3 separate regions of the Homo sapiens genome follow, and all the other regions are linked to region 3. A link is a loop called in an ENCODE intact Hi-C map of the cell type or tissue named here. Cell type or tissue: ovary. All regions are shown on one strand.

Region 1 (2,500 bases), 340 kb before region 3:
CTCAGTAGGCTGAGACATGAAAATTACTTGAACCCAGGAGGCAGAGATTGCAGTGAGCTGAGATCACACCACTGCACTACAGCCTGAGCAACAGAGTGAGACTTTGTCTCAAAAAAATAAAATAAAATAAAGAAAAAGAAAAAAAATTTACATTTATTTTAGAAATAGTTAGAGATGGGGTCTTGCTATGTTGTCCAGGCTGGTCTCAAACACCTGGCCTCAAGAAATCCTCCTGCCTCGGCCTCCCAAAGGGCTGGAATTATAGGTGCGAGCCACCATACCTGGCTACAAGTTCACTTTCGAATAAAGAAGAAACGTAATGAAGGAAATCTAAAGGGACCTCCCCTTTGCCGTGAACCTAGTGTCCCCACTAGGAAGAAAACTGCTCTTCCATGCACCAGTCAGATAAAGGCTGAAGCAAAAACCACTGCTGGCTCTGGGCAAGTGAAAACCAGGAGAAACCTTAGGTATCCTGGGGCAGGGGTCTGCACATCCCCAAGTGGGCTGCACGTCAGGACCCTGGACAGCTCCATCAGCGCTCAGGGAAGTACAGCTAAGGGCTCACGAGGATGAGGAAGGTTTGCCACCAGGGGTCAGTGGTACCAGTGCCGTGGGGGGCACTTATGGGTGGGAAGGAGTTTTGGCCTCAGTATAACCACCTCCAGCCCCTCTCAAGCCCCCAAATAAAACGTACAATCTAGATAACATCAGTGGCCTTGCAGAGCAACTCCAGCCACAACCCACCTCCTCTTCCATCCAACGCCACCAATGCTGCCACGCACCTTCCCTGCCTCCCCACCTCCACCCCTGCGACAGAATCCAAGACCAACCACGCACACCCCACTTTCGGTGTCTTGAGTTACCTCTCTTCTCCTGTCAATATAAGGTTCACAATCTGTAAGGGAGCTCCATCCCCCCGCACAGTAAGAAATAAACAAGCACTTTCTCTTTCTGGACAGATGACATGCGTGGAGTGGCTGGAACACATGCGCTATGATAAGAGCATCGGTGAGAATAAACAAGGCGTGAGTTATGGGCACTGCCAAATGTGTTCCACAGTGTGAACTCTTCATTGGCTGAAGTTCTCAGCGTTTAGCTGAAAAGCCTCCTGATTGAGGAGAGGCAGAGACTGATGAGTGTGTGAGGCCAGTTTCTTAGTCATCAGGCCTGGGTTTGGGGCAGAGTTGGGGAGGAGGCTATACCAGCATGTCCAAGGAGAAGGGTCTCTTGCCCGCTCCTCTCTAGGCTCACAGGAGGAAGACCTGCAGGGTGCCACACAAAAGCCCCAATCCCCACTGCCCAGGAGCCATGGAGGGTGGTAACTGGGGAGCAGCCTTTTGGTCAGGCCCTGTAGACAGGCAGCACTGACAGGTGAGGACAGGACCCAACTGCCTCGAATGAGCCCTTGGCCTCCCCCAGCCCCAGGTGGCTCACTCTTGGGAGAATGACGGCTGCATTGGCTGCTCATGTCCCAGCCCCGAGCCCTGATGGGCGATGATGCTAGTGTCCCGCCACTCCCATCACTGCGACTGTCCTTAAAGAGTCAAATCTGCAGAGGGACAGGCATGGGAGAGAACTGGGGAAGGAGGGCAGGAGCGGCCATGCCAGTCCCAGGTCCCTGTCTGTGGTGGAGTTTGAGTCGTGCTTCTTGGTCTTTTGGGATTTCCTGATGGGGCCGTTTGTGTGGCCGCGTTTCCATGTGCCCGGGGCTTCTGGTGGCTGAGTCTGCTGGCAGGTTGCCCCACACCCATTGGCGCTGTCCACTCCACGTCCACTTCCATTGCCCAACAGGCCAGGGAGCCTCCAGGGCTTTTGGCTGCTTCTCTTGGCTCAGGCTGGCCCGACTGGGGGTGGGGAGTTCCCTGAAGGCAAGGTCCCGACTGCATCTTGGTCCTCAGCACGTGCAGTACCCGGATTCTGAGCTTCGGCTCCACCTGGACTCCTTACAGTGGCATCTGGTGGGATGAACACTGTTGTCCCGGACAGCCCAGGCTGCCGGCCTCTGCCCTGCTGCTTCCATGCCCCCATTAGGAAGAAGCAGCTCCCACACCTAAGGTGCACACAAGAAAGGCCTCCGAGCCCTGGGGCAGCCCCACAGCTGGTCACGCACCTGACCTCACAGTGCAGTGCTGAGCTACAGATGGCCTGCCCCGAGTGCAGGGTGCTGGCAGGAGAGAAGGTGGGCGGGTTGGGGGAGAGAGGCCTGAGGGAAATGCCAGGCTCCACTCCATGGGAAGTATGAAGGGTTCTGAATGGGGGGGTGGCATGCTAGTTAGGGTTATCAGAGAGACAGAGAGCCCACAGGTGATATATATGGAGGCGGGAAAGAGACGGAGAGAAAGAGAGAGGGAAGGGAGAGGTAGAGGTGGAGGAGGGGAGAAGGAGAGAGGGAAGCGAGACAGGGAGAGGAGAGAAGGAGGAAAGGAAGAAGAAGAGAGAGAGAGGAGAGAGCGAGACGGGTTGATTTTAAGAAACTGGCTCATGTGATTCTGGGGGCTGG
Region 2 (2,500 bases), 340 kb before region 3:
TCCTCAGAGCCCTGTTGCTCCCAGGATGAGGAGCCAGGGACAGGAGGATGCCCGGGAGCACAGGTGAGTGACCGGGGCAGGGCGGCCCCGGCCAGCTGCGGCGCCCCTCAGTACAGATCTGCAAAGGGCTTGGAATAGTTGAACATCAGGTAATCCATGTAGTAGAAGTCGTAGGTGCGCTGCCTTTGCAGGGCCGAGAGTTGGGCGAAGTACTGGTGGGCGATCCTCGCTGTGGTCCGCGCCTCCTGCGAGTGCCGGTCCTTGAACCGGGGGAAGGTCAGGTTCCGCGGCGCGCGGATGAGGCTCAGGAAGAAGTTGGCATCGTCCTCCATGCTCTCGAACTTGCCTACGAAATCGTAGTCGATGAGGCAGGGGCTGCAGAGCCGGCTGACATGGTCCCAGTGAATGTCCATCCCCACGGGCCGGTGCACGTCCAGCAGGTACTGGACGAACTCGGGAAAACGCACCCCAGAGCCGGTCCGCAGGGCCTCCCGAGAGGCATTGGCGCGGTACCGGGCCAGGATGGCCTTGCCGAAGACCGGGTGATAGTAGCTGTTGGGGTGCTCAAACTTGTCGCGGAAGGCGGACACCAGCCTCTCGAAGGGCTCGCGGACAAAGAGCATCTTGGTGTAGGTGCTGAGACGGTGCAAGATACCCTGGCGGTCGAAGGTGTCCAGGCGCTTGAGAGCGCTGCCATAGTGGACGGTGTTGTGCTGGATGTCGGCAGTGGACGAGGCCAGGCCGGCCAGCACCATGAGCACCCGCTTCCAATTGGAGCAGCCGGCCTTGGGCACCTCGCAGTAGAGCACGCGGTGGCGGTCCTCCACGAAGATACGGGACACGTGGCGGGGCGTGACGGCCCGGCGGCTGCTGCTCGCCCGGTACTTGGCGCAGGCCTCCTGCATCACCCGCTTGCGCTCCTGCTGGCTCCGGTGCAGGCTGACCCAGCGGCCATCCAGCGTCCCGGGTCCCGGCCGGATGAAGGGCGCGTCCGAGCTGTTGGCCGGGATGGTCGCCGCAGCTGGCATTTTCTTGATGAGCAGACGGCGACGGCGCTGGCGGAGCCGCAGACGGGTTCCCCTCTGCAGCGGGGGTTGAGGCTGGTCAGGCGCTGGCAGGTTGCGGCCCCTCGGGGCCCCACTGGATAAGTCCCGAGTGACCCTCTCTGTGGGTTCCTTCAAGTCACCATCCTGGGAGCCGCCTGGTGGGAGGTCCTGGGGCAAGAAGAGAAGTGGTTATCTGAGTGGAAAGGACAGCTGGGCACTGAGGGCCACACAGGTCAGGCTCTCACCACGGCTGGGGTTCCTGTCCCTCTCAGGTGAGGGAGACAGGCTGACTCTGTAGGTGAGACCCCTCCGGTCTGAGCCCTGGCCCGGCACCCAAAGGCCTCCCTCCCGCTGAGGTGTAAGTGTCATTTCGGCCACAAGATGGCGCGGTCCTCCCAGGAACCTGGCCTGGGAGAGGGTGGCGGGAATAGGTGGCCTGCAGGCGGGCTCAGATTTACGGCCTCTATTAGCACCGTGCAAAGAAGCCTTCTAACAAGGAAGGGAAAATTCATGGGTCCAGAGCCCTGGGCTTTGTTCCCAAGGCTCCTGGGAAAGGCTGGACACATTTTTCTTTCCAAGAATGGATCCAATGTGAGCTCCTAATTTTCTTCCCAGCCCTCCCCAGTTTCCCAAGGGCTGTGTGCACTGAGATTTATCTGACTCTCAGAACTTACGTGGTGGGGCTGCCTTGGCCTGATGTTGAACTTTATTCCTGAAAAGCAAACAGAGGAGAGGACAGTATTAGCGGATCTGCCACATGGCTCCCAGGGAACTGCTTATGGGCTGCTGGCTGTGGACATCCAGGCTGGAGGGATCTTGGGGTAGGCTCTAGGGAAAGGCAGCTTAGGGCATGGCTCAGTGCTGGAGCCCCTCCATCCCCTACCCATGCAGAAAATGGGGACGCAGCAAACATGTGGTCCCACTGGCTCGCAGCTGAGGCTCTCTTCTCTGCATCACGCCTGCCTCCTGATGTGATCTACAAGGTCTGGAAAGGCACCCTGCCCAGGTGTGCCCATACCTGCCCTGTGGAGCAGCCAGGACTCTCACAGGCCACCTCCTCCTGCACCCCACCATGTCATTAAGTCACAGGGAAAGGACCCTTCAGAAAGCTCGATCCACTCTCTCTCCACACCCCATCAGCCATGCCCCAGTTCTGGCCACTGTGGATTCTCTATGCTTGGAATATGATTCACACCCACACCTTTGCACACACCAGGCCTAGGAATGGAACGTGCTTCTTCTCCTCTTGCTACAGGAAGTTCCCTAACCTGGGCATTTGCTTTGTGATCTTGGCCTTCTCAGCTGGCTCTGGAGTTCTGGGGTGAGCTAAGCATATCTTGCTCGCCCTGGTCTCCCCCAAAGCCCTAAGCAGCGCCCAGGTAGAGGGTAATTGTCCAGCGTTAACTTACTGATGACCTCAGGAAGACACAGAGAGACCAGTGCATCAATGGCCA
Region 3 (2,500 bases):
CTTCCAAACCTGCCGGTGCAGTGGAGCAGCTCAGGAGCTCTGGGTGGAGGAAGGGATAGGGCTGCACTTTCTTCCCAGAGTGGCCCTTACCTGGGAAGACTTCTTAGCTTCAGCCTATGACTCTTAGACTCGTAATGGTCACTCTGGGTTTAATCTTCCCTTTTTTTTTTTTTTTTTTGAGGTGGTGTCTTGCTCTGTTACCCAGGCTGGAGTGCAGTGTCGCCATCTCAGCTCACTGCAGCCTCCGCCTCCCAGGTTCAAGCGATTCTCCTGCCTCAGCCTCCCGAGAAGCTGGAATTACAGGCATTTGCCACCACACCTGCCTAATTTTTGTATTTTTAGTAGAGACAGGGTTTTGCCATACTGGCCAGGCTGGTCTTGAACTCCTGACCTCAGGTGATCCACCTGCCTCAGCCTCCTAAAGTGCTGGGATTACAGGCTTGAGCCACCACGACCTGCCTAATCTTCCCATTTTGATCATGAGGCCAGGAAGCAGGAAAGAGTGGTCCCTCCACTAGCATTTGCTACCCATCTTCAGGCAGAGGTGCTGCCAGATGGGTGTTAATTGGGAGGGGAGTGTCTCCGAGGATGTCCTTCCCAGGAAGAATTTTTCCCCCTGTGGCAAAAAGGAGAGGTAGAAAGTGGGAGATAATGAAGGAAACATCGAGAGTGGAATTTCAGATGCTTTGTCTTGGGCGGAATGAAGAGAGGAAATCTTTGCTTTGTTTTCTGTCTCCTCTTGGGGAAATTTCCCACATGAGTTTTGGGATGATGAAGATGGGCCCCCAGCCCTGGCCTCCGGCGGGGACCTGGACATTCAGATTTTGGGTGATTTCAACCCATGGTAGAGTTTCCTGATAGAGTCAGGGAGGAATTGGGCTTGAATTGCTTTTCTTTCTTTTCGTCCCTCTCTTCCTTCCTTCGGGAAGGAATTGGGCTTGAATTGCCCTCCTTCCCTCCCTCCCTCTCTCCCTCCCTCCCTCCCTCCCTTCCTTCCTTCCTTCCTTCTTTCCTTCCTTCCTCTCTCCCTTTCTCTGTTCCTCTCTCCCTTCCTCCCTTCCTTCATAGGATCTTGCTCTGTTGCCCAGGCTGGGGTGCAGTGGTGCGATCATAGCTCACTGCCTCGACCTCCTGGGCTCAAGCAGTCCTCCTGCCTCAGCCTCCCAAAGTGCTGAGCCACAGCACCTGGCTGGATTGCTTATTTTTTACTTTGTCCACAACAATGGTATCAAAACAGAGATACACTGTGGTTCCTTCAGCCAGGCTGAAGGTTTTTCAAGGAGCTCTGTGTGCGTGGCAGACGGCGTGCACTTGCGACCTCTGGTGGCAGCTTCCCAGTGTCGTCCTCGGTGGCAGCTGTGCTTGGGGAGTGTGCGCTGTGTCCACTGGGCAGAACACATCAGGACAAGAAGCCCCCTGGGGCCAGTGGGGCGAGGCTGGGGCGAGGGGAGCAGGTCTTTGACAGGTAGCTTTTATTTCTTCCCAAAAGTGTTTTCAAAATGAAAATAGCTTTACTCTGATAAAAAGATACATATGCCAGTAGGAAATCCAGTCAGTACAGAACATTATAAACAAGATAGGAAAAAAACCCTTTGATGCAGAGGCACACAAAACCTTATTGCTGTAGCAAACAGGCTTCCGGTCTCTCTGGGGCACAGACAGACGGGCTTTGATCTGCTGGGCTCACACTGGGCAGAGTTTTTGCAGCAGAAGTCTCTTCCTGGCAGTGAACTGGGGCACACTGGGGCTGCATCATAATCCACTTACCCAGACTGCCCCCGGAAGCCAGGTGGTTCCCAGTGTGAACGACACTTCGACCGTCAACCCTACCTCGCCGTCTCTCGGGTGTCAAACTGACCGTGTCCTTGGGGTAAACTCCTGCAAATGGAATTGCTGGAAAAATGTTGATGCCCAAAGCCCAGTGCCATCTAGAAAAGTTGTTCTCCCTTCACGGCTGGGGCTGGGTTAGTGTCTGGTGAGCAGATACCATGTCCTTCCCGGGGATGTTCTCATTTAATCCCGTGAGGGGGAGCGGAGAGGAGTGTGGCATCCTCTCTGCATTATAGAGACCCCACAGTAGACAGATGGGTCTTAGAGGAGCCAGGTGGCCTCTCTCCAGAAGCCATGTTCTCAGCCAGCGTGCAGGACACCCCTCCTCCCAAACCATGAGTGCCGGTGTGCCCACCCAGGCCTCAAGATTAATTGTGTTATTTCCATTATTCACCTTTATCATTCTGATTAGGGAAAAGTAATACCCCGTCTTTATTTTTGCTGATTTGATTACTGACGAGCTTAAACTTCTCTTGTAAGTATTTCTTGGGCATTTATCTTTGTGGGTTTTCAGTCCTTTGCCCATTTGCAATCGGGACATTTGTGGGTGACTTATTGCTCTGTAATTGGGCTCTTTGTACTATTGTTCTGTGTGTTGGAAATATTTTTCCCAATTTGATGTACAGAAATTGTAAATATCAGTTGTCATGTTGGTCCTTTCCTGTATAGT

Evidence for each region. A loop is a pair of places that touch in the nucleus more often than their neighbours do. Peaks named below come from ENCODE experiments on the same cell type or tissue, not always from the same donor. Only the 100,000 strongest peaks of a DNase experiment are listed, where the experiment ranks them.
Region 1: a loop joins it to region 3, with 7 times the contacts of the local background. A loop is called at or near these places in 104 of 110 quality-filtered maps.
Region 2: a loop joins it to region 3, with 5 times the contacts of the local background. A loop is called at or near these places in 97 of 110 quality-filtered maps.

What each region holds. Positions count from the first base shown.
Region 1 is chr19:33,766,080-33,768,579 of GRCh38, reverse strand. All of the region lies in intron 3 of CHST8 (carbohydrate sulfotransferase 8), which reads right to left. Among named protein-coding and RNA genes, the nearest start is that of KCTD15, 30 kb to the left of the region's middle. In ovary, no CTCF peak of the experiment used is centred here; no DNase peak of the experiment used is centred here.
Region 2 is chr19:33,770,671-33,773,170 of GRCh38, reverse strand. It overlaps CHST8 (carbohydrate sulfotransferase 8), which reads right to left. Exons shown (of 5, transcript NM_001127895.2): 4 at 1,721-1,758; 5 at 1-1,214. The coding sequence ends at 108. Among named protein-coding and RNA genes, the nearest start is that of KCTD15, 25 kb to the left of the region's middle. In ovary, a CTCF peak has its summit at 1,427 (motif pointing right); a DNase peak (open chromatin) is centred at 1,418.
Region 3 is chr19:33,429,671-33,432,170 of GRCh38, reverse strand. All of the region lies in intron 9 of PEPD (peptidase D), which reads left to right. Among named protein-coding and RNA genes, the nearest start is that of CEBPG, 57 kb to the right of the region's middle. In ovary, no CTCF peak of the experiment used is centred here; a DNase peak (open chromatin) is centred at 1,343.